Linked DNA regions of Mus musculus: all the other regions are linked to region 1. The links are chromatin loops, found by intact Hi-C in ENCODE. Cell type or tissue: gastrocnemius. All regions are shown on one strand. Links, peaks and the distances in the headings refer to the core of each region. The heading gives the core; the rest is flanking DNA.

The links. A loop is a pair of places that touch in the nucleus more often than their neighbours do. Peaks named below come from ENCODE experiments on the same cell type or tissue, not always from the same donor. Only the 100,000 strongest peaks of a DNase experiment are listed, where the experiment ranks them.
Region 2: a loop joins it to region 1, with 3 times the contacts of the local background. A loop is called at or near these places in 12 of 42 quality-filtered maps.
Region 3: it touches region 1 in a loop (6-fold over the local background); 18 of 42 quality-filtered maps call a loop at or near these places.
Region 4: it touches region 1 in a loop (4-fold over the local background); 14 of 42 quality-filtered maps call a loop at or near these places.
Region 5: it touches region 1 in a loop (3.0-fold over the local background); 10 of 42 quality-filtered maps call a loop at or near these places.
Region 6: it touches region 1 in a loop (4-fold over the local background); 12 of 42 quality-filtered maps call a loop at or near these places.
Region 7: it touches region 1 in a loop (4-fold over the local background); 23 of 42 quality-filtered maps call a loop at or near these places.

Annotation. Positions count from the first base shown.
Region 1 is chr17:78,195,502-78,199,879 of GRCm38, forward strand. It overlaps Gm32282 (predicted gene, 32282), which reads right to left. Exons shown (of 2, transcript NR_168063.1): 1 at 4,093-4,378; 2 at 3,749-3,850. Among named protein-coding and RNA genes, the nearest start is that of Gm32282, 2.3 kb to the right of the region's middle. In gastrocnemius, for the core only: a CTCF peak has its summit at 1,811 (motif pointing right); DNase peaks (open chromatin) are centred at 1,797 and 3,543; H3K4me3 peaks cover 796 bases; H3K27ac peaks cover 1,446 bases.
Region 2 is chr17:78,601,986-78,606,363 of GRCm38, forward strand. It overlaps Vit (vitrin), which reads left to right. Exons shown (of 14, transcript NM_028813.2): 10 at 3,436-3,583. Among named protein-coding and RNA genes, the nearest start is that of Gm32573, 16 kb to the left of the region's middle. In gastrocnemius, for the core only: CTCF peaks have their summits at 2,081 (motif pointing left) and 2,654 (motif pointing right); DNase peaks (open chromatin) are centred at 2,090 and 2,649; H3K4me3 peaks cover 261 bases.
Region 3 is chr17:78,453,358-78,457,735 of GRCm38, forward strand. Gm32464 (a long non-coding RNA gene) reads right to left here. Exons shown (of 5, transcript XR_876967.1): 3 at 3,913-4,013; 4 at 3,567-3,722; 5 at 1,842-2,034. Among named protein-coding and RNA genes, the nearest start is that of Gm32464, 8.6 kb to the right of the region's middle. In gastrocnemius, for the core only: a CTCF peak has its summit at 1,954 (motif pointing left); a DNase peak (open chromatin) is centred at 1,951; H3K4me3 peaks cover 380 bases; H3K27ac peaks cover 821 bases.
Region 4 is chr17:78,296,191-78,300,568 of GRCm38, forward strand. The region is part of intron 4 of Crim1 (cysteine rich transmembrane BMP regulator 1 (chordin like)); the gene reads left to right. Among named protein-coding and RNA genes, the nearest start is that of Gm41620, 17 kb to the left of the region's middle. In gastrocnemius, for the core only: a CTCF peak has its summit at 2,193 (motif pointing left); no DNase peak of the experiment used is centred there; H3K27ac peaks cover 337 bases.
Region 5 is chr17:78,368,549-78,372,926 of GRCm38, forward strand. It overlaps Crim1 (cysteine rich transmembrane BMP regulator 1 (chordin like)), which reads left to right. Exons shown (of 17, transcript NM_015800.3): 15 at 1,447-1,569; 16 at 4,030-4,220. It also overlaps a transcript of Fez2 not described here. Among named protein-coding and RNA genes, the nearest start is that of Gm32336, 30 kb to the right of the region's middle. In gastrocnemius, for the core only: a CTCF peak has its summit at 2,110; a DNase peak (open chromatin) is centred at 145; H3K27ac peaks cover 668 bases.
Region 6 is chr17:78,363,162-78,367,539 of GRCm38, forward strand. All of the region lies in intron 13 of Crim1 (cysteine rich transmembrane BMP regulator 1 (chordin like)), which reads left to right. Among named protein-coding and RNA genes, the nearest start is that of Gm52306, 30 kb to the left of the region's middle. In gastrocnemius, for the core only: a CTCF peak has its summit at 1,876; no DNase peak of the experiment used is centred there; H3K27ac peaks cover 90 bases.
Region 7 is chr17:78,432,920-78,437,297 of GRCm38, forward strand. No RefSeq gene overlaps it. Among named protein-coding and RNA genes, the nearest start is that of Fez2, 17 kb to the left of the region's middle. In gastrocnemius, for the core only: a CTCF peak has its summit at 2,015; a DNase peak (open chromatin) is centred at 2,010; H3K27ac peaks cover 2,137 bases.

The sequences.
Region 1 (4,378 bases), core at 294-4,293:
TCTCTCTTGGACAGGTGTCATATTTGGAACTGTCTATTCTGGTTCTCCACTTCTGGGAAAGCCATTTGTCATGCCCTATTAACCTCAGGAAACAGTTAAAGAGACAGGCTTTTCAGGCAAAACAGGTATGCAGCCCAAACCTGATATCCATAAACACAGCCTTCCAAGACGAAAACTTCTCACTTATAAGATGAAGACAATTTAAGCCATTCCCCCAGAGGAATGTGAGGCCCAGCTTTAGACTGCTAGAGGATTGTGTGGTCGAATGAAATCAACCTCTACGAAGTGCTGAACATACTGGCTTTAGAAATGTTAGCTATGGAGCTGGAGATGTGGCTCTGTGGTTAAGGACAATGGCTGCTCTTCTAGAGGATTCAAGCACGCAAAAGATGGACAGACACACGTGGAGGCAAAAGCACCCATGCACATAAAATAAAAAGTGTTAGCTCTTCCTTTTCCCATGATCATTAGTTACTGACATTTAAATACATTCAAGATGAGAAACTGTCACAAAAACCTGAAACCCAACACTAATGCTGACTGCCAAAGCAGATCTAAGAGGCCATCCCAAGAAAAGCCAAAGGAGCAAACAAAAGGCAGACAAGTGTCCTATGGTTACATGTGACAAAAATTAGACAGGTAGGATGCCCACGTGTTGGGAGAGAGTTAAGACCTGAGTGACTGTTGTGTTGTTGACATGGATCATAGCCATGTCAAAGACCAAGGCCTCAGACCCAGATGAAGCTCAGAGGGATGTCAAAGCAGCCCTCATATTTACGGCCCAAGCTTCCAAGGAGCTGCAGCTACTCCATCAGAGAGCGCAGTCTGCCTGGTCCCAGCTTTCGTGTGTGTCTGTCTGTCTGCTTTATTCCCTTTCCACCCCTGTGGCCACATTTCCAGTCCCTGGAGCCATGGCTGGATGAGTCACCATCTCAGGCTGAATAGTTGGAAATGCATTCAGTGAGCTTCTCCCAATAAAAGCAACATAGGAGAATGTGCACTTCCTGATAGTATTCTCTGGGAAGTTGGTGTTCTTGTCTCCACTCTACAGAGGAGAGAACGGCTTTGTAGTGCACACGCAACTGTTTAAACTGGTACAAAGAAAGAGCAAGGCTCTGGCAGAACCTTCAAAAGAGGTCGTGTTCGGTGCACAGGTCTTGCTACCCAGTTAGTGCCTCGGAAGCAGCTGTTATTCACTGGCAAAGCAGATAAGACAAGGACTCCCTTAAACGTGATGTACTGGACGGTGACAGCATGGCCCAGACATCAGATCTAGAGTGGAAAAGTAGGTGAGTGAGCCTTCAATCTAGGACTTTATCTCTACCTCTGAAATTATCTGATCCTAGACTTGGTGAGCATCCTTATACAGTAAAGCTTGCTAGGGCTTAGGGAGACGGGAGGACTCAGATAAAAGGATTCGTTCCTGTTGTTGTCGTCATGGCTTCCTGTGATATGGATGCAACATTTTTTTTTATAAGACAAAAGATTTTTTTGTCCCTTGTATCGCTCTACTCTAATAATACATCTTACTCAAAAGATAATGTCTTCGTTTTTGTTTTGTCTTGTCTTGTTTTGTTTTGTTTTGTTTTGTTTTGTTTTTCACTTCAGGGACACATAAACAGCGTGACCATCCCAGAGAATGTGACTCCAGTAGGAAAGCTTGGGAGACACTGCATCAGGCTCCGAGTCTCCCATATTCTTTCTGTCTACTGCACTCCCTGTCCCACTTGCTGTTGCTGGGCCCCAGTTGGCACTTTGCTTTTCACAGTGAATCCCCGCTCTGATCCAACCTGCCCAGTGGCCAATAGAGGGCGGACTGTCTCTTCCCTCCAGATGGCCTTCAGAAAGTCTCCCTCCTTTTGCTGTCCTCCCTCCACTTCTTCAGGTTACTGAGCCACACGCCTGTCATCTGCTTTGTTTAGAGATGTTTACTAAGACTCCCGATGGGTCAGAGAAAATATCCAAGTGTCCTTTCGCATGTAACTCTCCTTTTCCACTCATGCCTGTCCTAAGCATGCCTCCCTCCAATGGGCTGACTGAGTGAGGTTGGAGCTGCTTAATAGTTGTGTTATAAGGAGATCAACACTACAACCAAAGGCACTTGAACTATTGTAGAATAAGGGAATATGCTCAGAGAAAGAGACATTAGACCACATTCATGTAAGCTCTGATTCTTACATTTTCAAGTGTCTTTTAGGGCCCATGTAACCTTTCCCAGCCTATTCTATCACTCAGCACCCAATAGCTATCATGCTAAGCTGAACTACCCCCTTCCTTAAAGACAGCAGGATCCCTTATGGATTAGCATTGCCTCAGCTCGTGGGCACCTCACATCTTGCTGGATTCCTGAAAAGAAATGTTTTAACTGAGCTCCTAGCTCACGTACGGGTCACGTACGGGTCTCGGAGAATCGGGTAGAGCCTTGCCACTAATTACTGTACTCAAGATTCCTATTTTCTTCTATGACTTAACTCTATGGCAAACATAGAGTCTACATTCTCTTGAGCTAGTATTTTCTAAGCCTGTTAATTTTTCTTACCTTGTACTTATTTATCTAAGTTTTTCTAACTATAAAGTCTCAAGAAGGATGGGTAGAGGCCTCCATCTTGTTGCTTGTCTATTCCCAGATCTGTGGTATTTCCCAATTCTTAATGTATTGCCCTAAAAGGAAAAAGCACAAAGAATGGTGCTTTAGACAGGGTGAGGTCACTCTCTCAAGCTGTGTTGTCTTTGCACTTCTGCCTCTTCTCTCTCTCCTGACCTTGACTTTTCCCGAGTCTAACAACATTATCTGCTTATGTTTTTAATAAAGTCTTTATTCTTGCATTCGAACAGAAGTTCAGATAACCTCTGCAGGGGTTGGAAGGGATGTTTTAACAAGGTCCAGTGATGACAGTTTGTTGGCAAATCCCACTATGAAGTACTAGTGCCTCGTTGGGCAACAAGACACGAACATTTATTATGTGTTTCAATATTTGGTTTTGCTAAAAGAAAACCTAGCAAGTTGTAAATGACTTCACCCTTTACTTTTATAGGGCTTCAGGGTACGAGGACCTTTTAGAGAGGGCCATGTAAAATGTGTCACAAATGCCTGGAGAATCGTCACCTCAACAGCAGCTTATAAGCCCCAAGAAAATGGGGTGTTCTCCCCTTTCCAATATTGACGGTTCCCTAAGCCCTCCTTCCCCAACAATCAGTATAATTAACGAGACATTTCCTCTCTTCAGTATAAATGTATATAGTTTTCTAATGGGATGGAGAGGGGAATATTACACTGGTGGCTTTGGCTTTTTTGTTGTTGTTGTTGATGATGATGACTACCACAGATAAACCATAATATTCTGCAGAAATATGAATCTGTCCCACAAACAAAATTCCAAAGGCATCTTTGTGTCCTTTCTCCTTGTACTGGTGCCATTAACTTTTGGCTCATTAGTCATGATGCTCCTGATCTAACTAGCTGCCACCTATCTGCAGCAAGACCATGCACAGGCAGCCAAGCCCACTTCACACCTGCTCCAACACCAGGCGGGTTTTACATAATGATTCAAATCACTCCCCCCTCCCTCCTTGGGCTGTTTTATTTATACTCCTGTAAGGGGGCACGGAGAAAACATCGACGGGGCCACTGGTTCTCTCCTGATGAGGGATCAGAGCTATCACTGGGAGAATCTCTGAAATCATTGAGGAGAAATCCTCCACATGTGCACAGCTCCTCTCCAGTTGTTTCATGTCTCGCCACAAAGAATATATTACCACCCATCTTCTTTATTAATACATTCGTGATAAATCTTTTAGGAAAGAAAAATGGGAGGAAGAAAAGGGAAACACGCCTCTTTAGCTCGCGAGCCTGAAAAAACAAAACAAAACGGCACAGTCAGGTGGCATGTAAGGATGCCTAGGCTCTTCCAGCCTAGCGTCATGTCAAGACTTGTAATCTAGTGTTGAGCCTTACTCCAGAGAGGATTAAGCTCTGTTACTTTCCAGTCACCCCTCCCATGATACAGCACCTCCACACAGACATACAGAAGGTGGATCATTAAAATTCAAGCTGCAGCCCTCCCCAACATTGTCCCAGCTCAGAATATTTACCTAGACCATTTAAAGCATTCAACCCCACCAGCAGTTTCCCTGGAGATGTCTCCAGGTTTCCAAGACTCCATTACATAATATCTTTTACAAAGTCTATTCCCAGCTCGAGTGGAAGATGGATTCTCGTCCAGTTTGCGGAAATTCCACGCGTTCGCTTCCCTTTCCTGGGGTTCGATCCGGCCAGTGCCCAGCCTAGGCTGCAGCAACAGCTCCGGCTAGGATCCCCGCCACTCTCTGAACTCAAAACTACCACCCGGAGGTGCAGCCGTCCCGCCCCCGGTGCTCC
Region 2 (4,378 bases), core at 140-4,139, 410 kb after region 1:
GACCCACCTCTCTCCTACCGCACAGCTATTGAGCTTCTACCTTCTGACACTTTGTTCTAAGGAGAATGGAGAGCTTTTGAAGGATTTAAAGTATATGTATGAGGGGTAGAGGATCAAGGGTTTTTTGGGTTTTTTTTTTTTGGTTTTGTAAGTCACCATGGCAACAGGGCGAAGACTGGGAAGAGATGTGGGGGCAGGAAGGGTGGATGAAAAGGATTGACGGGCTGATCGTCAGGGGTGGAGTACCATGGGAGTCAGAAAAGCCAGGCCTTGGAGTTAACCAGAAATTAGAGAAACTGGTAGAGTCAAGAAAGATAGAAGAGGAAGAATCTATAAGTTTGGAGTGGGGCAGGAGACAGGACAGTTAAAGATGACATCTGGAGGCCACTTGGCTGGCAAAGGCTTTTGTTGCAAAGCCTAACGGCCTGGGTTCCACCCACGGTGCTCCGGGGCTTCCTCTGATCTACACGCTGCGCCGTGACATCGTCATGCCCTCCCACACACACACTCGGTAAACGCATAGATCTAATTCATACTGTAAAAAAAAAAATGACTTGTGTGACTAGATAAATGTCACTGTGGTGAGGAACACAGGTCGGACCAGGGTTGGGGACAGGAAGGCTGTCTATGCCTGTCATTTGCCGTGAGATATTCAGCCCAATAGCAAGATCTAAAACTTGGACGAGATGGGACGCTTCAGTCTGAAATTCAGAGTCGGGGAGGAAGATGACAGTGACTATACATATTCTGTCTTTCTTCGTCAAATTAAAGAGAAGAAAGAATGTTAAATGGGTATTAAAATGCCTTAAAAACATTTAGAGTTGGAAGATGAACTGTGTGGTTCAAAGCAGAGACTCTATTATGTATCTGGTAAATGGAATGTAGATAAGGTTGAAACCAAACAGAAGGCGCACATATGATGAGCCTCGCTAGGCAGGGGAGAAAACGCCTGCGAGTATCAGAGGAGGGACTGGGGAGAGAGGGAAGGCGGAGAAGTGTAGTCTCTTCCAACATACCAAAGAGAGCACCTACAAATCGACCTAAAGCTGCCACTAGGCAGCTGAAACAAAGGTAGAAACAAGAGCCTCCATCCCAGACCCACTGACTGATCCTGCAGCCATAGTTACCAGTGGTCCTTGAGAGTGGCTCGCGGGTTATTTTGTGGGAACTTTCTAACACCTGTGACCTGGGCGTGCCTCTGATAGCTATCATCCAAAGTTACAAAACATGGACCTGGTGCGTTCTATAGCCCAAAGCATGAGTTTATCTATAGAACTACATTGCAGAGAGCGGTAGCACAGAATTATTAGCAGCGTGTCGATTCCTTGAGACACCACACATCTGACCTTTCGTCTTCATCCGGAACCTTTCTTGTGGCCGTAAATAAGACACCAATACTGAACTCCTACTGGCCCGATTCCACCCATTAATACTGACGTCAATCTCACATCAGTCTTTCTGTCTTTCCACAGAAGAAACCCACTGGGTCTTAGCCTGTATGTGCCATGAGATAGAAGCCTAAGTCATTAAGATGTCCTGGGAGTTTAGAGGCAGGGGCTTTTGCTCAGTAATAGAGTGTTGGCCTAGGAAGTGCAACAAGGCCTTGTGTTTGGTTCCAACGATGAAAAGAAAAAAAAAAAAAAAAAAGATCCTGGGAAGGGTAACAAAGGAGACTTCTGTCAGCAATCAGGCCAGGGAGCCAAGAGAGCTAAGCGGATAAATTGCTTGCTTCAAAACTGAACATGTTGTTCCTGAACATAGTTCAAGATGTAAAAAATGAGCAAAGTGTCCTTGAGGAACCCAAACGGATGCTACTGAATCCATGTACTGTTATCGCTGAAAATAAATGAAAAGGGGAAACCCCGTTATCCCCTCCTAGAATCGATTTTCCTCTATCTTAAAAGGCAATATTGAACTAATCTGCTGGCGTTTAGAAGGAAAACCTTTGTCCAGGAGTGCTTCTCAAACTTAGGGGTCATATTTAAAGGCAAATCTGATTTTCTATATTTGAGTGGATCCCGGGAGTCCGTATTTCCCACACCCCGTTGAGGTTGGTGGACCGAAAACCCTGAAGAACACTACTGCCACCTGCTGGCTATAATTCACGTTGCAAAGCAAGGCCTAGAAAAACAAGTGTTGACCATTAGAGAGAGGCCTTAGAGCAGTTCTCCCTGTCTTCCGCTTCATCTCTGACTTTAGTGGACTCTTTAAACCACACTTGGATTTCGCTAATTTCCTGAAATCTTCATCTCAGGGGTTATGCTTGGATGTAGGCACTATGGGAGAAAGCCAGCTGGACAGGGAAGGCTAGAAGGCACTTGTAGACTTGGGATAAAAAGCTCTGAGATTTTCTGAAGATGGCGTTGAGGCAGACAAGCATCCCTGTGGTCTCCTCCAAACCTCCTCTGTTTTCAGTAAGCCGTTTCAGCCCGTTCTCAAGTTCAACTTTTTCTCCATCCACGAATCTGCGTCACCACTCCTCAATAATTACTTCTAACCAATTTCGCTTCAAACTTTGTCAACTCAGAAACATTTAGTACTTTCAACAGCCCCCTTCCTTGCCTATAGGGCTTTTTGTTAATGGAGGACAGGCAACACCAGCCCCAAAGAAGCCCTGCAGTTTAGGGACATGTGTGCAGTTCCGCCCATGCCCACAAGGGGGTGCTGGCCACTGGGTGTTCTTGGATGCTGTCGCTCAAAATTCCTTACTCTCCTGTCTCCCTTGAAATACTCCCTTTCTGAAATACTCTTGTCTGCCAAAAGCATTAATGCAACAATCCATTCTTCATTTTTTAAATTAATGTTAAGGCTATATGGACTCCAATAAGTGCCTCAGCCCCGCAGTGAACAGTCAGTTTTCCCATACTTAGTCGTTCGGGGTACCACTACAGAGGACGATATCCAACACGGATTTGCTAGCCGTGTAGCATTCATTGAAAGGTTGAAGCTAGCCTTCAGCCCCACCATCCCTCCCTCAGCTCTTACTGTCCCTCCTGCACGGCAGATCCACCTTACCCCTGGTTTTTGTTTTCTGCGGTTTTGATTACCCGTCATCAATTGCGATCTAAAAATAGTAAATGGAAAATTCTAGAAATAAATAACCCTCAAGGTTTTATTAGTTATTATAGTATATTGTCATAATTATTCTTCTTTGTTACTAGTTATTGCTAGTCTGTTAGTGTGTGTAACTTATAAATTAAGTTATATATAAGCTATATATAATTTAACTTATATAATATATATATTCATATATATATAGTTTAATTCATACCGGTGAATTTATATTACATATAATTATTGCCCATATATGTGAAAACAGCTAAAATATATCATTTAATTCATTTTTTTTTTATATTCCCCTGAGTGGGAGACAAGATGGTTAGGTAGGAGCACTCAGAGTCAGGCCAAATCACAGAATGCTTTTCTGTCCCTCAGACTGCAAAATTGACTTGTCCTTCTTAATTGATGGGAGCACCAGCATCGGCAAGCGCCGCTTCCGGATCCAGAAGCAGTTCCTAGCGGACGTCGTCCAGGCTCTTGACATCGGCCCTGCCGGTCCCCTCGTGGGTGTTGTTCAGTACGGGTAAGTGCAGCTCGTGCTGAGCCCGGCTATCCCTGCGCCCCTAGCTGCAAGCCACAATGTGTCCTGAAGGACTGATTTCATTCTCTTCTCTAATGCAAATGTAAAAAAAAAAAAAAAAAAAAAAAAAAAAGGATGCAACCCAGCTGCCGTCGAGGACATAGGAGCCTTCCCAAAGGGAAGAAGAGGTTTGTACTACATGCTTGAAGTGAATGCCATTGCACTCCCATGATTGCTATAGACAGTATTCGTTGGTGGGGATTAAAGGTACTGCCAAGTCGTGAGTAAACTGGTTAGGCTATCGCCAGTTTCTTTATCTCTAGACAAAGAAAGCTAAATTCCCTTTAGCCTTGACTGTGAGGACATTTGTTTGGGAGACCTGGGGAAGATGCTAGTGGCCGCAGGGCTTTAGGTTGCACAGTCTCTTTCCCCCCAAACAACCTTGGCCTTTCTGAAGTATATGGATGAAGTCCACAGTGGCTGGGAAGCCCCAGGACACAGAAGGGGGGGCTCCACCAGTTGGCTGAGCACTGAGATGACGGGTCCTAGTCTGTGTGGTTATTTCACTAAGGGTAGGGCTTCTGGGGCCATAGCAACATTCCAACCCCAAGCTTGTTTTCTGTAATTCGGAATAATAAAGCAATCTTAGTTCAGATATGGGTGTGTTTCTCCCTACAAAAGAACCCAGATATGACAAATCATGATCAAAAGGACAAAACGCGCATACATCTCCATTTGTAGGCACATTTCAAACAGGCAGTCTGATCCACGGCTGCAAATGCTAGCCATCAAGGGGGC
Region 3 (4,378 bases), core at 187-4,186, 260 kb after region 1:
CCCAATAATAGAAAGCTTAACACACACACACACACAGAAATACACAGAAACACACACAGTCAGCACACACAGACCTTCTGCTGCAGCAATTCATCATAACAAGTGCTTTTGTGCACCAAGCGCATGCATGAGAAAGTTCATGGCAACTTTACCCACAGCCCAAAGCTAGAGACTCTGAGGTCCATCGGTGGATAAATAAGCTGTAGCATGGTCACACAACACAATGCTAAGTAGCTGAGAAATGTGAACCTTTGCGGCTGTCACCACATTCACGAATTTACACACACACACACACACACACACACACACACACACACACACACACACACTATCAAGTATGGTGTCGAGACAGAGTAATTATGTGTGATGTGAGTCTATTTGTATGGAGTTTAAAAATGGGAAAACCATGGACAGAGGGGTCAGTATGATTCCCAGTATTGGTTAGTAGGGAGTAGAACTATCTGGAATTCTATAAATATGTTATTTCTCTATCTGGATAGTAGTTGCATGAGTCTGTGGATGTGTGCGTGAAAATTAATTACACTATAAAGTAATTTAAGTCTGCCTGCTTTTCTTTGTAGGTTGTAACTATGAGAAGATACAAGATTAGTCTTGACAAGGGGACCCATTTGTTCTGATTTTAAAAATCCCTTTATACTTAAAAGAAGCTAATATTTTTTTTAAAAAAATCAACTAACAAGTGAATTTAATAAATGTTGGGGAGGGGGAAAAATCCAAGCTTAGTGTTGACATGAAGCTCAAAAGGTGGCCAAGAGATAGGTTACAGAGAAGGTGTAATAAGCTCTTTTATTCTGCCACTAAACCCTCCCCTAGGGAAGAAGTTGGCAATTGTGGGCGTAGAGGTTTGGCGGCTCCTGACTTACTCTGAATGTATTCATTTTAAGAGCTGAGATCCACCGCTCGGCTCTCGTTCCCCGCAACTGACTGGGGCTCCGTCTCAAGCTTAGATTTGGGAGGTGCAGCTGTGGCCTCGCTGTGTTGGGTATTCAGTCGAGTGTGTTTGTGTTCATTCCTGTTGCAAGCAGGCAATCCGGTGACGTCAGCGGAGCATTGGAAAGCTCGCCGCCGCTGAAAGATTAGTGTGCTACATAACTCAGCTCTAAATAGAGCCTATCAACTCTTCAATATTAAAGGAAGTGCTGCCTCATGAAGTCACCCTAATTTATAGCCAGGGCTCTTTATTAGTGATAATAACAAGGCTCTGTCAAGATTTCGAGATATAAAAGTAGGCTATACAATAAATCCTAGTTTAATTAGCCTGTGTTTTCCATTGTAAGAGGCTTTGCCTAACAGCACCTACCCTCAAATAGACAATTAGATGACACTGGATCCCTCCAGGATCAGAAAATGGATACAATTAAAGGCAGACTTACTGGTAGCCTGTGGAGCCAGGTGCAAACAGTTGCCTTCTCTCTGTCCCACCACTGACAACTGTCCCTTGAACAATTACGGCCTCCGGCTTGTTCCTGGTGCTGTCTCTGCCTTACTGCGCTCTCTTCCAGGCGATTAGAAATGGGTCCCTAAAATCAAAGTCAGAGACTAACTCTCCTTTGCTCCAAACCTTCCAGAAGCTTCGGCACATTCAAAATATAATCCAAAGCCCTTATAATGAATTAAGACCTCATATCTCCTGGGCTCACTAGCCTGCCTCTCCTCCAGCCAGCTGGGCCTGGGTTCCTAATCTCTGGATACCTGTGACATTAAATGTCTAAGATGCTGCCTCCTCTGGTCTACTTACCATTTATTTTGGAGATTTTACCACCGTTCTAGTGCCTTCAAAGAATATCTAAATTTTAGGTTTAATGTCATCAACAACAACAGCAACAACAAATCCTTTCTTTTATTGTAGTTCTCCATAACACAGCAGCACCTGCCATGTTGTCTTAGGCGTAGGTTTGGCTGTTACCGCCTCTAGTCCTCGGGCTCCCCCTGCTGGACAGGACGGACAGTGATTCATTAACACATGTCCCTGGCGTCGAGTACCCTCTTTGGTACATGGTGGGTAACCAGTACCTATGGATTAATCACGGAAGGAATGATGTAATGAGCAACGAAAGGTAGTGAGACCCACAGGTACTTTCAATTTAGGAACGGGAATCATTTCTAAGTCACGGACTTTCTTAGCTGTTACAGTGCCATAGGTATTCTTCAACAGAGGCAAGCTTAAGTGAACAGATGTTTATGGCACTTTTAAAATGCCCTGACATGTCTGTGGAGCACCCTTCAGCTTCGATCCTATCAGAAATACTAATTTGGTAAATTAGTATAATTTTTGTCTCCCATACTCAGTGTAAAACAGCGCGCACTCCTGCACCAGGGTCACAGAGCCGCTGGTGTCGCTCAGATGGAGCAAGAGGCTCCTTGGAGTTCCCTGATATCCACCATCTGGTACAACTTCTCCCTCCTTAGCGTTCAGAAAAAAAAACATACGGACCCACAATAATAGCTCACTGTCTACCACAGGAGACAGCAAACCATGACATATGTACCGAATCCATGACAGCTGCCTGTTTTCTACAGCACAAACGCTAATAGTAACTTTTGCACTGTAAAGAGCTAAAAAGTAAAAGACACTGGGAGCCAGAAAAAGTTGCTGATGCCACTCTGCACAACCGGGTTGATGGGTCTGACTTTGACTTTGAGAGAGGGAATGGGATCTTGGAAAATGAACTGTAGGATACAGATAAATGCAGAGGCACGGTCTCGCTTTCTGAATCAGTCCTATTACCAGGCATGGATTTTCTCATGCAGGAGGAAGTGAGTAGGTTTTGCAATGCCCAGGGGACATGATAATGGCACAGAAAGCCCAAACCTCCCCCAGGAACGTGAATCTTGAATTTCAAAAAGGAAAAAAAAAATGAAAATAAAACAAAATTTCAATTAATATAAAGCACACCATGGGAAAGAGGAAAACCAACCTCGGGGGCACTAAGTGACTCCTGGTGGAAGAAACTACCAACTGTGGTGAAATCTAGTCACAATGTTGCAATTGCAGACTTTCTGGAATTCTAAGGACTATACTCCCAATCTCCTCCGCAGCAAGGCCTTGCTGTGTTTACCGAAGTGGACAGGAAGCAAAAAAGCTGAAGTGTTTGTGAACTCGGCTTTCTTGAACTGGGAAATACCCCTGGTAAAGAGTCTGTAAGTCGGCTTGATAAGAACTTTGCGATTTAGGAGAGTTGGAATGTTGCAGGTCCAGAGCCAAACTATTTGCAGCTGTTTTCACGCCCCTTTATAGCCATAAATTACCCACTTCTGGGTCTGACTTAACATCCCCTGGTTATCAGGTAAAACCTTCTGGAATGCAGGCCAGCGGCTCTTTCCCCAGCATCAAAGATGAAGGGCAAGTTTCTATACTCGTATTTGAAAAAAAAAAGTCTTGATTTATGACTGTTCTGCATCTATAAAAATGTCATGAAATTGTTTCCATATTGGAATATATCATTTGGGGTTACAAGGATCCGTGCTCCTAATCCACAGCCACTCATATTTGGCTCCAGGATAAAGGAGCTCTTATTTCTTTTGAAGTGAGAAGTGGATTGTACCTTGACAGCATCCGTAGGATGGGCTTCCAGCTTGATCCTGGGTCTCCCTTTGTCTTGCCAACTGCTCAGTGGCTGGGAAATGGAAGATGCAGGTTGGCCGGTTATCCAGCTAATCTTGAACTGAGTGTAGGCTGGCACAGCTTTTGTAAGAGCAAACTGTGTAACAATTAGTTGAAGTCATTGTCTTTGTGTGGCCTGTGCCACAGCAACGTCTACTGAGAGTGGGACACAATGATACTGCATAAAAGTTTGAGTCTCTGTGATCCACACAAGATACCCATGCTTTAACCCAAGATAAAAGCGAGAACTTAGTCATCACCCAGACCACAGTCAATCTGGTACTCACAGGTCAGCTCAAGGGTATAAAAATATCCAGGTTTGTTCCTGTGGGAAGTGTTACAGTTTCTCCAGTGAGACACGCCTCACGTCTATTAGGACAGCTATTGTCTGAAAGGCACGAAGGACAAGTGTTGGTGAGATTGCGGCGAAACAGGAACCTCTGTCCACCCGGTGGGAATATGATTGACACAGCCACTACAGAGGGTCCTCAAAAATTAAAATTAAAATTACTATAGGAACTGGCTCTCCATTCTACCTCCGCAACACATATCCAGAGTAAAGACAATAGATGCCTCAAAGGATGCCCATGGCTCTGCATTCATCTCTGCCTCCCCCCCAATAATCACACACACTCCCCCCAATAATCACACACACTCCCCCCAATAATCACACACTCCCCCCAATAATCACACACACTCCCCCCAATAATCACACACACTCCCCCCCCCATAATCACACACTTAAAAAAACAA
Region 4 (4,378 bases), core at 250-4,249, 100 kb after region 1:
GATTTCACTAATGGTGAGGCTGCTTTTTTTAGAACAGGATTCTGTTTTATGCAGCATCATTTCTGCTCCTGACAAGCCCTTCCATTAACAGCCTCTGCAGCCTTACTGCTGCATGAAGTATAAAAATGCTTCTTCTCTCCTTGTCCCACTTTGGTTGGAGATAGGGACACCTCTCCCGCTTCGAAGGCTCAGGCACTGTCTTCAGATGTGGAGGGAAGCCAAAAAATTTGATGAACTCTTTTTCTAGAATGCTTCACAACTTGGGACTTGTGTTTCTTATAGGACGTGGGCAGAGATAAGTGTCTGTGTTGGGAAGATGGGCCTGAGATGGCATATAGCTTCCAGTGTCCCGCTCTGGAGAGATGTTATAGTGGAGGGATGTTAGAATAATATTTGCTATTTGTGTGCTAGTGCCCACCACAAGGCACATCTCTGAGGCACTCCTGCGCTTTGCAGAGAGGGCTGTGGGGTGGCGGAAGACTCCCTCCCCACAGTTGCAATGGTAATATTCCCCTTGTTTAGTGTCCTTTAAAGTTTCTCCCTTCATTCTTGGTAAGCAGACAGACAAGCATTGATTTTTTTTTTCAGGGTAGTTTTTCAAAACAGGTCTCAGCTGCTCCATGATTCCAGACCCCCAGCATTTAGCACGCCATTTCTTCTCCCGGAGTATAGAAAGAATATATAAGTTTGCAGCTGTTACACTCCAGGCAAAGCAAGAATTGTGGGGAAGTTGAGGTCGGGGACACACTGACCCAGCTCTGAAAGTCGGGATTGAAGGACAGCAAGAAGGGAGAGAAGTAAGCAGGTGCAGGTGTGCTGGGCTTTAGGAACTGGGTATCTGCCAGTGAGGCGCGATAGAAAAGAGTCTTGATCAGGCGGCCGCATTGGGTGGGGGTAGGGGGGTCATAATAGTGGCAGTAGAGTTTCAAAGTTAGAAGAATGTTTCTTCTGAGCCTGTACCTTATTTCCTGGGTGAGCAAACCAACCTCCTGGGAACTGGAGTCAGTGGCTGATAGTTTTACATTGTTCTGGTGGGTGCCAAGGGTACAGTAAGTCACTCTCTTCTTCCTCATTCCTGAGAAATGCCATTCAGAGCAGAAGGAGCCTTTGTAAGGGATGGCGAGCACACGCTAACGGCTGTCCCTGCCTGTCCCTGCCGTGACAAGGTTAAGAACTAGTGCCGCTTGGTAGTCCTCAAGTGAGAAGCAAAACTAATCCACCCGACCCAGCCCTGCACACAGACGCACAAGGGTGCTGGCTGGGTGATGGAGCCTGGGGAAATGTATGGGAGCGGTCCCTCCCTGGCTGGTCCTTAGCCACAGGACCCCAGAGCCTGTGCTGTAGGCAAATCCCACTGTCTTTCTTTCACATTGTGATCTGAAAAACCCTGCCCCTCTGAGTTCCCCATTCCCAATGTGGAAAAACAACGCAGGACCAGGAGGCTGGCCCAGCAGGTAAAGGTGCCTGCCACTGATCTAGTGACCTGCGTTCAAGTCCCCAGAACCACATGAAGGACAGGGAGAACTAACTCCCAAAAGTTGTTCTCTAGTTTACATGTGTGCACACGTGCACACATGCACATAACCGCATGAGCATGTGTGCGCGTGCGCACATACACACACACACAAATAAAAATAGGAATATTAAAACAAACAGCAAGAACAACAACAAAAACCAACGCATGTCTCCAAAGCTCTAAGTTAACAGCCATGAATGGGAAAGGGTAGGTTCCAGCTTTTTGCTGGATATATTTGTTGCTCATTTTCTTCTTCCGTAAGACATCCCCTCATTCACTGGGGAAACTGACAAGAGAATCAATATGATTGTGATTTCTTAAAATAAGCAGGTACTCTCCAAGACTCAGGTACCCTGTCTATTTATTGTTAAACGTCAGAGGAGGGAAAATTAATTCTGGAGAAATCCTTTTGGGTATGTGGTCCTAAGGGCTGTGTGTCCTCAGTGGGGATGAAAGGAGAGGCAGGGATGGCTGGGCATATGAACTACAGGCTAGGGCTGGCTGGGGCATTCAGTGAATGGCGGGTTGGCCATTGGTGCTAGAATGGGAGCGAGCAGAGCATCCAATACTGTGCTCCAAGAGACCAGAGGCCAAGCTTACACACAGGAAGCTGTGTCTGGGAGGTTCTGCACTGCCTGGGATGGAGCCTCCTCAGGAAGTGAGTGCCCTCTAGGGGTTTATGTGATTTCTAAGGGCTCTTCATCATTCCACTTAGGCCCTCAAGAATCCACTACTCTAGGCAAAAAAATAGGGCCGCCCCTCTTAATCAAGCCCCACCTAGCTGCAGCAATGATTACATTGTGCGGAAACTTACTATCATGGCCGTTTTGACTGATCATTACCATAATATCAAGGATAGCATTAGAGGCCTCTCCCCCACCACCCCCCGCCTCTGCTGACAAATTACCTATACAGATGACCACTTCTTTGAAATGTCAAAAGAACAAAATATCCTTAACCTTCTTATTTTATGATCTCATTTATATGGATTCCAAAAAATAGGTTGGCATGTTAGATATGCAGGAGACATATCTTACAGACTTGTAATGGCCAGGGCTGGAGACAGGGGAGACAGGGGAGACAAAGGCTGCAGCGGTTTTGCTTAGGGTGAAGAAATAGTTACAGGATTCTATACTTCAGGAGGGTAGGTGCTGTGTACGTGACTTTCATCCCATAAGGATGAGACATACGCTCAGAGTATCCTTGGGTTGCTCTGTACGGAGGGGACTTGTTTGATTTGACCATCTAGGGCCTCTGCCTGTATTTCCCTTGCTGTCTTATCTGTTTGTTAAACTAACTAATATCTCTCTTCGCTTCCAATTATGTCTCATTCTGTGCACTACCTATATACACAAAAAGAGCATGTGACCAAAGCACACAGTGAGCAGAGTTCCAAACGAGTGTGCCCAGGTGTTCAGAGGAGCTGATGTCTACAAGGCAGCTGGACCCACGGGCCAGACAGAGAACACTCAGGAGGCAGTTAGCAGCGAGCAGCAGAAACAGTGAAGCAAGAGTTGGCCTAGGGCAGAGAGAGAGCATTGCATAGGAAAAGCTCTGGGTGATGAGTGCTTCTCCGAGACACTGATAAATGGAAGGAGGTGGGGGTGGGCGCAGGAACAAAGCTGTAAGCTGGGTGTGGCCTGGCTGGGGCAAAGGGAAGCAGCGCAGGAAACTGGGGAGGGGTGAGTGATGACATCAGCCACGCTAAGCATCTGTCTCATGTTAGTTTCTTAATCCATCTGTTTTCTCTTTTGCCTTGCTTGCTCTTATCCAGGGTTTGGGGTAGGAGGGAGGGGAAGGTTAGCAGGGAGAAGAGTAAAGAAATGATAGCAAAGGAGAGGGTGAGGACAAAGGTCAGTCAGGATGCTTCAGCGCTTCCTCCAAGGGACTCAAAAGAAAGTCCCGCTTCTTCACATGGAAAGCATAGAGAGCAGGAATATGTACATCTGTATGGTGTGGGCAAACTGGGGGTAGGGGATGTATTAATGGCTACCTGGACAAATGAGGGAGACCTGTGAGCAGAGGACGCACGTGCATGGTGTTCAGATGTACGAAATTGCTATTGGGTCCGTTTCAACCTGACCCCCCAAAAAATTTTTTAAGACTTTTTTGCGAGATCTGAGCCTTACAACAGGTGTGCAAGATATTTCAGGTCTGAGTCCAGATGTTTGCCTTTTCAGAGTCCTTCCTCAGTTCATTCATTTTTAAAGTGCTAATTTTAGGTTCAGAGGACTCTTATCAGAAGTCAAAGGATGGCACCAGGTCGGAAGCGTGTGCTGGCACCTGGGGGTAGGTAAGAGGAGAGGAGCCAAGAACACCCCAACCTACTTACAATCAACCATTTAATCTCAGTGGAAATTGTCAGAGAAAAAAGAGCTTCCTTTTCTAAGTGAGTTTGCTAAGCATTTTTTGAGTAGTTTTTAGTTCATTTACATGGTGCTTTTATGGGTACCTTTTACCCTTTTTTAATAGGGGCGTGTGGACACCGGGAAATGTGGTAGATCTAGGGCAAGGTTAGTCATGATGTTCCATGTGCTATGACTTCCCACAGTCCAGGAGAGGGTCCAGCCGAGAAGTGCACATAAGTATTCAGACAGAAGGGGTACTAGAATGTTCGAGAACAACACCAGAAGAAGTACTTTGGGGGCATACGTGTGCTCTTGGGTGTTTAAGAATGACTATCTCCAACCTATCGCCAGGCAGAACGTGCATCTAGAAGATGCAGCAGAAACAGTTAGCTACTCTTGTAGGATGCCATCAGTTTTAACTGCACCAAGGTACTAGGAATCAGGTGTGGCCCCTCAGTATGAAGAATTTAAGTTGTACAGTTGTGTAAGAAATATGCCCAGCTCTGATCATAGC
Region 5 (4,378 bases), core at 95-4,094, 170 kb after region 1:
AGACCCCTCTCCCCCTGTGCCCCCCTCCCGCCCCCGCCATCCTCTACTTTCCTATCCCTGTGCCTCCTGCCAAAACAGCTCCTTTATCCCCTGCCTTAATCCCAGAACTGCAGGGCCTTAGCCTTCACCGGGACAGCCTCTGGGCAGTGATCCCAATCGGATCCCGTGCACACCAGAGACTCCCCAGGCAGCCTGGACCACACATAGGCTCTCACTCCAAGCGAGGCCCACAGTGAACCAGGAGCCTTTTCATGCTCACCTTGAGGCTCCTGTCCCCCTTGCAGCATCGTGTCCATGGATCTTGGTTGTGTATAGGACAATGATCTGGGATCCGTGTCAATTTAAAAATACCGCTGGACTGTGATACTTTAAAATGGGGCAGCTAGACAGTGCTTACCTGAATTTTGCTGGTCTTTCGTTGGGTCTTATGCACATAGCGCTATCTGAGCACTTCTGAGAACTAGCTACCGTAAACGGTCAAGTCCTTTCCAGCTCTCGTCATGCTTGGGGGATAAGGACCCTTGCTGCTGCTTGGACCTTCCTCCCTGAAGCGTTCTGCACCTGGCTTCAGGGTCACCGACTCTTGTCTTCTTCCCTTGTTCCCAGTGTTCCTCCTCTGTTCGCTCTCCCAGTCTCTCCTCAACTGATCACCTACCAGAAATTGGGGGCAAAACCAATTTTATTTTAACCATCACAGCCAGAACGGTCGCAGTATTCCAGACAAGGGGTGGGTGACAGCAGCCTTACAACTCTTCGTCCAGGCCATGCGGGCAAAGCGCCTAAGGCCAGTTTCCCAGTGAAGCAGCCATGGCCCTGGAATGCTTCACAGAAGGGTTTGAGGAAGGATTTAAAGGTTGAATGGTCTCTCTTAGTTGGAATGAAGAAGTCTTCTATCCAAAGACCCCAAAATAGGAGAGGTCAAGCCAGTGACCCTAGGGCAAATGAGTTCTAGAAGCAGGTGCAAAACATAAATGGTGGCCAAGATGTCTAGGGCCTTGGATGTCTAATGAGTTTATATTTGACCTTTGAAGGGGTAAGGAGGGCTAATTTTGAGCAGATGTATCACATGAATAACCAGGTCATGTCTTAGGGAGATTGATGGGGGCGGGGGTGTACTTGAAGAACCAAATATGGAGACAGATGCCAGTGTCACTGTGATGCACACAGAACTATGAAGGCCACATCTGACACAAGAAACAGCTGGTCGAGTAGGGAAGTCTGTTCCTAGGGAAGTCTGTTCCTTCCGACACTGTGGTAAATGCTTTCTCACCATTAAAGCCAGCTACTGGTTACGGGAGTGAGCCATGGAAATGGGGAGAGCGAGTCGTTCACCTCCCAGTCCAATGGCATTGAATTGAAGGCCCTGATTGGATAGAGTACATTAACACCAACAATAAGCAGCTCTCTTTCCCATCGTCTCTCAGCTGAAACGCTTTCTTCTTTTAGAAATGTATGTGCCAGAGCCAACCAATGTACCCATTGAGAAGAAAAATCATCGTGGCGAGATTGACCTGGAGGTCCCCATGTGGCCCACCCCAAGTGAAAATGACATCATCCATCTCCCTAGAGGTAAACACTGACGTCACTTGAGAGCTGTCCTGTCTTGTGATCTGCTTTGTTTATTCCCGATTTTAAAAAAAAAAAAATGCTATATTTTCGAATGCCTCGTGAAAGTGCATTAACCCGTCTGGGGAAGACCATGGTTGAAATCTATTAAACACCTCAGTGTCCTGTGTAGAGCACTGGGTAAATGTGCCTTGCTGGTCCTGTAGACTCAGATGCTTAGTGATGAGGGGGATGGATATATTCCTAGTCAGAAGAGCCCGATGTGACATGCACATGTAGGAACGTGGCAGAGGAACGAAGCATCTCACCGCCCCTTGGGCAGGCAGCATCCCTCTTCTGGGTTGTCACCTCATGAGAGTTTGAAGTTTATTACAGAGCCGATTTCTACAGAGTTATTTCATTCCTTTCTTCCTTTCAGTTGTATACACTATAAACAGGTGAGTTTGTTTCTTGTTAGCTATGAGCAAAGCCTGGTTAACTTCTGTCACCACTTCCCTTAAAGGAGACTAGAGGCTAAATTCATGCTAAGCCCTGGCTCAATACTGCCTCCTCTTGACTCCAAACATGCTTTCAACATCATTGTGCAGTTTTTATATTTCTTTTGGAAGGAGTGATGTGTATTGTGTGAGAGATTAATGATCTTGTTACTTTAGACATTATAAACATTATCTTTGGATCAAGCCAGATGACCACAGACCCAAACTCCTATACCCAGGATTCCAGCTCTGACTGGACACACAGTAGGCGTGGTCAGTGTATGTGCCCTTGTTGGAGACTTTGAGCTCCAGGCACCAGAACAGCCTCCCCAGCTGTAGTCTGCTGGGGACCTGTGCATCACATAGCAGCTGTTAAAGTCCACGAGCAGAAAATAAACACTTCTTCTTGGTAATTCATTTCGTTTTGATCTGAACGGTGTAGGTCATGTTGATGATTTTTATCTCTGGTGTTTTCTTGGAGTCCAGGAAAGCTCGAAGTTAACTTTTCATGATGTTATTTAGCATCCTAACAGAATAGAAAGATGTAAGTTTGTAAAGAAGAGCTGTCAGTTCCTCACTAGGATTTTCCTTAATTGACTGCCCAACCTTCAAAGATGCCACAGAGACCCAGTCCTGGTATCACTTGGAGTATGGGAAAACAGTATTTCTTTTAGTTGTTTTGTATTTAAAACCTAATCCATCGATGAAGTATTTTTGTTGTAGGTGTTTTCCTTCATTTTTCTCTTTCTATTGAATGTTACCGACTGGACCGGCTGACTTGAGAGGTGTTCCTTCCCAGCCTTTCCCTCCTCTCTGTGTTCACACAGCTTAGGATCCACGGCCCTAACACCACAGAGCTGTGATTTGTAAGCTGAGTTTCCAGGACAATCAGTATGGCCTCTGTCGTTCACTCGCTGGCCCCGATACCTGCCTGGAATGGTTGATTTGAAAGAAAATAACATTAAAGCGACAGAGAGTAGTACCTTTCCCATATCTCTTTTCGGTATCACTTGTGCTTTGGTTTTTGCAGTACCAGAGGTCAAACCGAGGTCTTTGGGCGCAGCAGGCAATCACTAGTGCTGAGTTGTTACGCCTCCAGCTTTGCAAGTTCATCTTTAGAGTATTTTTGTAACATTACTATTTTGGGTTTGTGGTATGGTGTGTGCATGCAGAGGTCAAAGGAGAACTTTGAGACTCGGTTTTCTCCTGCCACATTTATGTGGATTCTGGGGACCCAGCTTAGGTCATCAGGCTTGTCCACACTCCACCAGCTGAGCCATCTCACCAGCCTAAAAAAAAATTTAAAAGAATAGAAAGATACTCTTTCTTAAGAACTATTGTTCCCCTTGTGCTTCTGCTATGGCTCATTAAGGCAAGATAAAAGTATTTTTCAATAAATTTATTAAACATAAGCATTTTTGCTTAAAACTTATCAAACTAGCCTATCAACTCAATTGTCTCATGTCTGATCTAATTAAACCTAGCTTCTCCTACATACTTTGTTCTGGTCTCTGTAAGTAGAGAACAAAGCTGCTGCCCTCCAAAAATCTTAACATACACGTGCACGCTAATTATATATATATATATATATATTCCCATTATAATACATAATATATATTCATTGTATTGAGATATTTTAATGTTAGTAACAAACATGTTAAAGTTGTCTAATTTTAATCACTTTAAAATCTATCCAAAGTTTTATAATTTCCTAATTAGCTGCAGGAAATATCTTCTTGGCCAATCAGTAACATTCTTACCCTCGTTTTTTAATTTTTGTTGCAAGTTTTCCCTTAATCCTATTTACCCTCTAAGTCCTTTACTCTCTAAGAGCTCTCTTTGGCTCAACATTAGACCCTAATCATGTTTTTAGCCCAGAATACCAGGAAGTAGTAAAAGCAAGCTGCTGATCTCCATTTGCCGTGTAATTAAAATAATCCTCTGAAATTCTGGTTGGAGTACCAAGTGCTTGTTTCTTCTCTCCTAGATATGGGTCACCTCCAGGTAGATTACAGAGATAATAACAGGCTGCATCCAGGCGAAGACTCATCACTGGACTCCATTGTCTCCGTTGTGGTCCCCATAATAATATGCCTGTCCATCATAATAGCTTTCCTACTCATCAACCAGAAGAAGCAGTGGGTACCACTGCTGTGCTGGTACCGGACACCAACCAAGGTGAATGATGAGTGATGAGTGATAACTAAGTGAGCTTCCTCCCGTTTCCCTACACTTCCTTAATAGGCTTTATATTAGGCAATGCCGGTTTTTTTTATTCTGCAAGTCTTAACATCAAGTATTTATCAAGCTGTAGCAAGCAAGCTTATAATACTTGC
Region 6 (4,378 bases), core at 94-4,093, 170 kb after region 1:
CCATATTGACAGTGTCCAAAAAACAAAACAATTACCTGAAAGAGGCCATTTCAGATTGAATCTGATAAGGTCAGACAAGGGGCCCCTGATGAGGAAGTAAAATGCCATAGCTTATCAAATCAAGGTATAACCATTGAAATAGTGACTGTCTCGCCTGAATATTTAAAGCATTGGCCCCTGATGCCATTGCCAGTGGAAAAGCCCAGAGCTGTCTGATGCTAAGGCAGTGTCTTCCGGATCGTGCTCATGGGATGTTTAATCCCTAGTGTATTGGTTTTAAAAGGAAATGTTTTTTTTTGTATCGGTGCTGTCCCTGATGTTTTCCTTGGAACGTTCTCCTGTCGTCATTCTGTTGGTAGGCAAGAAGGCATGTGTGGGTTGGAGAACCATGCCCGCGCTGGTTCCTGTCCCACCCCGACTTCCTGTCCTCAGCTTAGATGAGTGACTTGACTTCCACGGGCCTCGATTTTCTGTAGGATTGAAACAATCACTGTGTCCACTGAGCTGTGGAGATCAAATGGAACTGACTGACTCATGTGAAATACTCATCTTGGTGCCTGGCACATAGCAGTCATCCAGTAAGTGGAAGTTACAAATAATCCAAGCAAGGTATTGAATAGCCGAAGCACATGATGTCATTGTGTGCATAAGCAGAGCAATGCGGTGGCATTTGGGAAGAAACAGATAGCGTGTACACCCAGTAGTTACATTGAAACTCGGTCCCTAGGTCTGCATTCCTCACCAGGCTAGGTGCTTTGAGTGGCTTTTTCGTAATCTCACTTAGGCTAAGTACAAGAAAACTTCAGTGACTCGTAATTCATTACAAACACCTTCAAGTTGCATAGACTCGCCCCTGTTTTTCCATTCTGAAGGTTTCTTAAACCTGTGGTCCATCTAGCAACCAACATCTGCTCTATACTGTGTCAGCCTCTACCGAAGTCACTAACTTCTCAAGAGAAACCGAGTAAAAAGCAAAAATATTTCTAGGAAGACTCATTAACCAAAATCTATCTTACTATTTCCTGGGCCAGATGGCACCTGCCCTGGTAAATTGGGACTGTCTTGAAAGCAAGAGTCACATCTGCTTGCTTCACATGAAAATTCACTATTAGCACAGTATGGCTTGGTTCTTAATACCCTATTTAGAGAAACATATTTCGTTGCAATGAAAGGTTTTGGTACTTTGGTTCAGGTAGACTTCTCAAGCAAGACCAGGAATGGTGTCTTTGACATGGGGCTCAACTAAGAGTCTTGAGTCAGGCTCTCTGCACACCCTGCCATACACTAATTCTGACCCACCTCAAGTCCAGCACCAGCTTAGCTTTTGCTGGGCACTGAGTGTATGGGGTGGCCTCAGAGTTTCTGAAGGAAGCCAGTGCACATCGGAGCCAACACAAGAAGTGTCTGCCTGCCGGCTGGCATCTGCTATGCCCTAAACATCTTCACACACAGTTTTTCAAATCTGATCTCAAATCTGAATGAAGTCATTTGCAGATGAACTGAAGCTGAACGTGACTTGCTTTTAGGGTCTTCAGGGATGAGTAGAGTTTCAGGGGAACCATGATAAACAACTGGTCTGGTAGCAGTCAGCTCACATGTGTGGGCAGTTCCCCAGGGGCTGCACATTCCTTAGCGGGTCAGAAACTCTGACTCTGTCTCTGAGGGACTGCGAGCCCGGGTCTCTCCGTGGGTTGCTAGCATAATGGGTTCCACTATTTGGGTGACAAAGCGCACGAGACTTTAGTTTCTTCACCTATTCTGTGGCCCAAAGTCCCCTGCCCGAGCCCATCGCCTTCTAAGTATTCAGAGTGCTCGTTCTTTCTCTGGTATCATTTTGTAACTGTCCTTCTGGACTCCACTGTGGTCTCGTCCAGCTGCTGAATGAGCACTGGGTGACGCTGTCGTTCAACAGTGGATCGTTGTCGCTGCCTGCACTTTCCTTAGTCTGTTGATTTTGTCCTTCTGAGTGGGGGAGTGCCCCTCGGAGCACCACTCTTGAGTATGAGTGTCGTCCTCCCATATGCTCCTGTGTGTGCGCGGCAGCCTAAGTGTATGGGAGAGGGAGAGTGTCGAGGGTTCTGTTTCTGAGAGTTTACAGATCCATCCCGGGGGTGAGGAAGATCCACGGGAGTATCAGAGACTCCTTGCTAAAGCCTGACCTGAGCCCCTCGGAAGTCCACTAACTGTTCACTACTTAAAGCAGGAGGGTGATTCCTTATGCTCCACCTTCCCATCTGTATCCCAATTGCTATTTCATAGAACACCCCCCCCCCGCAAGCCTCACCCTTCCTTTCTGCCTAAACCCCCTTGGACACTATACCCCTGCTGCCTTGGCTCGTGAGGGCTTCCATGTAGGCGGATTTCAGTTTCCTTCTGAAGTAAACTAAGAGGGCCCGTCGCCATCTGCATAGGAAGGATCTAAAGGTCTCCGCTGACATTCAGAATCCTTAGTTATCCGTTCCAGAGGTTATCTCCAATGGATGCGGGCACACGCACCAGACACCCTGATACGCCTCCCTTTCCTTCTGAGGTACATTCCCTTAGCTGCTAAACGTCCTCTTTACTGCTTACAGGACAGGCCGAGTGTGCAGTCCTGGGAGAATTCTCTCTTACCCAGCAGACCTGTCTTCTGCCCTCCATACTGTCCGCCTGTGTTTACTTCACACAGTGGTTACTGAGCTGGGCATCGGTGTGGGACCCCCACCCCCACCACACTTTTCGCGGCTACTTGGTCAGTGTTTCTTAAATATGTGGATGCCCTCATGATGCTGAACGCATAATTACCATCCCTAACATCGCAACCTCGCTTTGGAAGCTAATCTTACTCTGTGAGCATGAGGGGCATTGATTTATGAAATATCTTAAGGTGTAATGAGTTTCCGTGCTGAGACCCTAAGACAGTAGAGCTTAGTGCTTGGTCTCGAGTTGAACCGCTTTGCACAGTCTCCAGCCTTCTGTCTCAGTGCCTCACACCCTTCCTTCAGAAGAGTACTGGCAGAGGTGCCACCGGCATAAGATGCAGGAAGGGTGACAGCCAAGTTGGGGCAAGGAGTTGAGCCTTCTCCTTCCCCTTTCTCACACAGTTTGGTTCATGCTGTTGCTCCATCATTGGAGCTAGTTCATGATTTATATACTGCACAGGCAGCAGCGCTGTTCTCTTCAGGATTGCTTCCTTCCTTCCTTACAAGGTCGCTGCAGAGTAGACTCCAGATTCAGTGACCTAAACTAGCCTTCATGATGACGACGTCAGAATACTTCCTGAGTTAAGGACACCAAATAACTCTTCCCAGCCTACTTCCCACATATGTTTTAGATATCTTAATTTAAGTACCCTCCCCCCCCCACCCTTTAAGGATTCCATATTAGCAAGCACTTGTGTCCCGTTTGGTTTGAAAGCCCTCAAATGAGTTGTTAGCTTAATGGATGATTCGGCAAGACACATAGTGTGGAACACGGACTGATAGAGCTAAACAACATTTTAGAAGATGCCAGAAAAGTGTGTTTCTCATTCTACCAAAACTTGCCCTGGTGAGCTCTAGGCAGCAGTAATAAAACAGTAGAGGAGAAAATCTTGAGGGTGAGGGTTACGCCTTCTAATCCATGACACAGGTTCTATTCCTCTGCTTCAGTGTCCTGTTCCCTGTGCTTTGTGTCTGTCCAGTGAACGTAGCAGCTTCGGGGCCCTCCCAGGAAACACACCAAGCCCTGAGCGCTCCATTTTCCTATCGACTTTTGCGGTGCAGTCTTTAGACTCCGCGCACAAATTTGTCCCAGATATGAAGGTGTCTGTCATCCAGCTAGTCACTGGCCTGGTTGCAGGGCTTCTCTTTGGACCAGCCTGTCTCTGCCTTACTGCTGAATTGTTGATCGTTAGACCTGCTCAGAGCCCCAGTCTTAAGCCCCAGACTCTAGACAGACGAGCTGTTAAATGGGATTGCCATGAATCAGATAAGAGGAGAAGGAAACTTGCAAGGGAAAGGTTGGCATATGAGGGCGGCAAGAGATGATCTAAACTTCTAAGTAAAATAAATATATGTAAATGTAGTTCATTCTCTAATCTGCTGGTGTTGAGAGGGGAGTGGGTTAGATGAAGTAAAATTGAGTTGGAGGTAGAAATGGCCTTGTTGGTGAGAAACCATGCAACATCCCTTGAAGGGATGACGAGGACAGTTCTCAAGGCTGTCGTCGTCGTGGCTCATGACATTGCGGCCATTCTCATCCCTTGCTATTCTCCAGCATGGTTTATAAAACACACCAATGGTGATTGGGAATGGGGATTGGGAAGGCCCCGGTTCAGGGAGTGTGCCCAGCAGGCCCCTGTACCCTTTTCTACATCACATTTCAGTTAGTGACCCTTGCCCAGTGAGTGGCACTCCCA
Region 7 (4,378 bases), core at 240-4,239, 240 kb after region 1:
GATGTTGAACATTTTTTCAGGTGCTTCTCAGCCACTTGGTATTCCTCAGTTGAGAATTCTTTGTTTAGCTCTGTACCCCATTTTTAATGGGGTTACTTGAATTTTCGGAGTCCAGCTTCTTGAGATCTTTGTATATATTGGATATTAGTCCCCTATCAGATTTTAAAATCCTTTCCCAGTCTTTTGGTGGCCTTCTTCAAGGATGATTAGCTCCTGTGGTATAGTATGTACTCACTTTCAAGTGTATGTTAGTCGTAAAGTACAGGATAACCATTCTACAGCCCACAGACCCAGAGAAGCTAAGTAACAAGGAGGGCTCAGAGGGGACACACGAATCTCACTGAGGAGGGGAAATGGAATAGACTAGACCATGAGATGGGATGGAGATGGACAGGATGGAGAGAGTACTGGGGAAAACAACATCTCTGGGATGAGCTAGAAACCTAGGGCAATGGAAACTCCCAGGAACCTATAAGGGTGATCCTAGTTAAGACTCCTAACAATGAGGGATACATATCCTGACCAGTTACATCTCCTGTAATCAGCTAAGACTTCCAAAAGAGGGATTAAGAAACCAACCCAACCCCCAAACCTCTGATCTACCATTTTTCCTGCTTGCAAGATGTGCTGGGGTAAAGGTGGTGCAGAAATTGTGGTGGGTGACCAACGAATGACTGGTCCAGCTTGAGTTCCATGCCATGAGAAGGGTCCCACCCCTGACACTGCCTGGAGGCCCAGGATAGAACCAAAACAAATGGCAAGAGAAAGTCAATGAAATGATTCCTAATATTCTGCTACACTCATAGATGGGCGCCTAGCTCACTTGTTATCAGAGTGGCTTTATCCAGCAACGGATGGAAACGAATGTAGAGACCCACAGCCAAGCATTAGGTAGAGCTCTGGGAATCCTGGATTATAGGCACCAGAGGGTTCAAAGACACTACAAGAAAACCTATAGAATCAACTAACCTGGGCCCATAGGGGCTCACAGAGACTGAACCACTAACCAGGGTGCCTGACCTAGGGCTCTCTGGGACTGATTGTATGTTACATGTATGCATGTATATCTCTGCATATATCTCTCCATTACAGTGGTATATCTCGGTCTCCTTGTGGGACTCCTAACAGTGGAAGAGGAGGTTGTCTCTGCCTCTGCTGCCTGCCTCGGGAGCCTTCTCCTCCTACTGGGCTTCCTTGTCCAGCCTTAATATGAGAGGAGGTGTCTAGTCTTACTGCAACTTGATATGCCATGGCTGGTTGAGATCCGTGATAGGTCTGTTCTTTTCTGAAGAGTAATGAAGTGGGTGTGGATGACGGGGTAGAGGGGACTGGGAGGAGAGGTGGGAAGGGAAACTGCAGATGTATAAGCAAACAAACAAACAAACAAACAAACAAGACTGAGATTCACTGTCCTAAACCATGAACCTAATAAATCTTTCATCATTTAATTTTTTTCAAGTATTTGCCACATTTATGGACAAAGAAAACCTGAACAATACAACATTTATAGACAAATGACAGATCCTGACAGGCGGGAATACACAATATTTTAAAACATGAAGCTATAACAAACAGGGTTCCCAGGTAGCCAACAACAGTCCAAAACGAGAATAATGCTAATTTTTTATTCCATTACTACTGTGGGCCATTTGTAACTGAGCCCTAGACCTTAATAGGTCCTGAAACCTTAGCACAACTGACTCCATGGTGAAAGTAGGGGTCTGAGAGCCCAAATATAAAACTCCAGTGTGTGCATCAATGACATTAAAAAGTGGGTTACTTACTGTCTATTTCAATTTTTTCCTATAAAAGTTTCTAAAATTACTTAATTACTGTATGTGTGATTTACCTACATGTATGTCTGTTCATTGTATACATGCCTTATAAAACATTTGGGGAAGGTACAGCAAAAGGAACTATTCATGTTCAAAGATGTTTTTAAGGATGCCCCCGTGATTAACACCTGCCCTGCCTGGTCCTCCAGTTCCTCCCTGGCCCCCTTGTGGTTGGGTGAGGCTTTGCAACCAGATCTGACCAACAAGCTCAGGAGAGGTGTGCATTCCTTCCAGGATGTATTGCATTGCCAATGTGACTGTCTTAGGAGCTATATTTTCCCTCTGGCACAGTGACCAGTGACATTTGAGATGGCAGCTGTTCTGCTAGACTCAGTTCCAGTGTGAAGATGATAAGCAGAGATCTCTTGCTAACCCCTTATGCAAGTGAAAAATAAGTCTGTTATTTTAAACCATTGAGATCTGGGGGTTGTTTGTTTTAACAACATAGATGAGCCAAACCTGACAGACAGACATTGACTTATGAAGGCAATTACAAATAACCAATGCGTTCCTTCACGTAGGAAAGTGAAATAAGTGATTATGCACACAGATTATAGATTATGTTGCTGGCAGGGAAAACCACTCTTGAAGTACGTTGAATGAGATGGGAAACCACTCTCCCTGGATAGCTACATGGGAAGAGAATGCAAAACAGAATCTATTAAATAAATTCATATATAAATTATATAAGAACTCTGCATGGTAGTTGCTCAATGGTATTAGTTATTTCAGTATAGTTAGAAACAGGTAAATAATGAGCCATCCCAGATCCAACATGATTTACCTTCTAGCTGAGGGCTTGTACTGTCTTGTAGCTGCAGAGGGATGGAATGCTGACTTCATTCGCACACCTGCAGGGCATGGCCACACCAGCATCGACTTGAACATATCACTTGCTCTAGGTGCACAAGAAGCTGTGGGTTTCTAGCTAAACGATGCTACAGAACCCACTGGCCAAACTTCCAGCGCTGCAAGTTTCAGGCAGGGATGTGGGAAGGGCCACTCACCCCACACCCACTCACTGACTTGTCCTGAAGATCCTGGCTTATGCCACAGATGCTTCAGCTGCTGTCTTAGATCTAGCCTCTCCCACAGCTGATGCAGGGACCAGATGATGCAACCTGGAAGTGTGGAGGAGTCAAAGCCTATGGAGCAAGTGTTGGTCAACTGGACAGGAGGCCAGACGATAACCTTGGAACTCAGGAAGGGAGATGCGATCACTCTGTAGTGTCTCTCTGCAGGCATCCTGTACGAGTGAGCTATCAGCTTCTCTTGCCACCTGCCGTGGTCAGCTTTCTAACCCACTCTCTATCTGCGACCCCCTTTCTACTTTGTCTCCTTCCTCCTCATGGGATTTGACTCCCCACTAAAGCAAGTGAAGGAGTAGCCTCAGGCACTGCCATCCAGGAGGGGCTCCAAGAATCAGCAAAACTTCCTTCTAAAGCAATTTCCATGTTCCACTCTCTGCCCTCCATACTGAACTACACAGCACTGTCTCCCTCCAACATCAAATCCTGTCTATTCTAGGAAAAGGCGGGAGTTGAGGACTCGAGGCAGCTTGAGAGGAACAATGGGGTTCCAGTACCACGATTGCCTAAATCTCCACAAAGCTGTCAAAACTTTAACCTGCTTGTAACAGGATTTAGACATACAGAGTTAAAAATGGAACACTACTCTACTCCTTAAGACCCAACAGAAGATGTGAGGTTTGTTAGTGAGCATGGAGTGGCTGTGCTAGCTAGTTGGATGTCAACTTGATACAAGCTAGAGTCATTTTAGAATAGGGAACCTCAGTGGAGGACATGTTCCCAGTAGATTGGTCTGTGGGGTAAGCCTTTAGGGCATTTTCTAGATTGATGATTGATGGGAGTGGGTCCCACCTCCATAGGGGTGGAGCTACTCCTGATCTGGGTGCTATAAGAAGGCAGGCTGGGGCTGGAGAGATGGCTCAGCAGTTAAGAGCACTGGCTTCTCTTCCAGAGGTCCTGAGTTCAATTCCCAGCAACCACATGGTAGCTGGCAACCATCTGTAATGGGATCTGTTGCCCTCTTCTGTTATGCAGGAATACATGCAAATAGAGCACTCATATACATAAATAAACAAATCTTATTTTTTAAAAAAAAAAGGCATGCTGTGGGCTGTTGGACCAAGGTACTATGAAAAGGCAGAGCGAACCATGAGCTAGCAATGCAGTAAGCAGAGTTTCACCACAACCCAGCTCTGGCCTTAGACTTCCTGTCATGAGCTCCAGGGATGACAGAGTGTGACCTGAGAGTCCTACGGTGACAGAAAGAAACCCTTTCCTCCCCAAGTTACTTACAGTTACTCCCCAAGTTACTGATGTGTCCTACCACATCAATAAAACTCCTAAGACAATATCTTTTCCATTGATCCACTGTAGAAAGTGTCTACGCTTTTCTCCAGATGACTTCTGATCCATAGAAACCACTAAAAAGCCCAGCACTAGCTTTCAGACAAGTCTCTCTGGCGCAGGGATGCACGTCCGTTTCTGCAGGCCCTGGCTAGATATTTAGACCTTCAG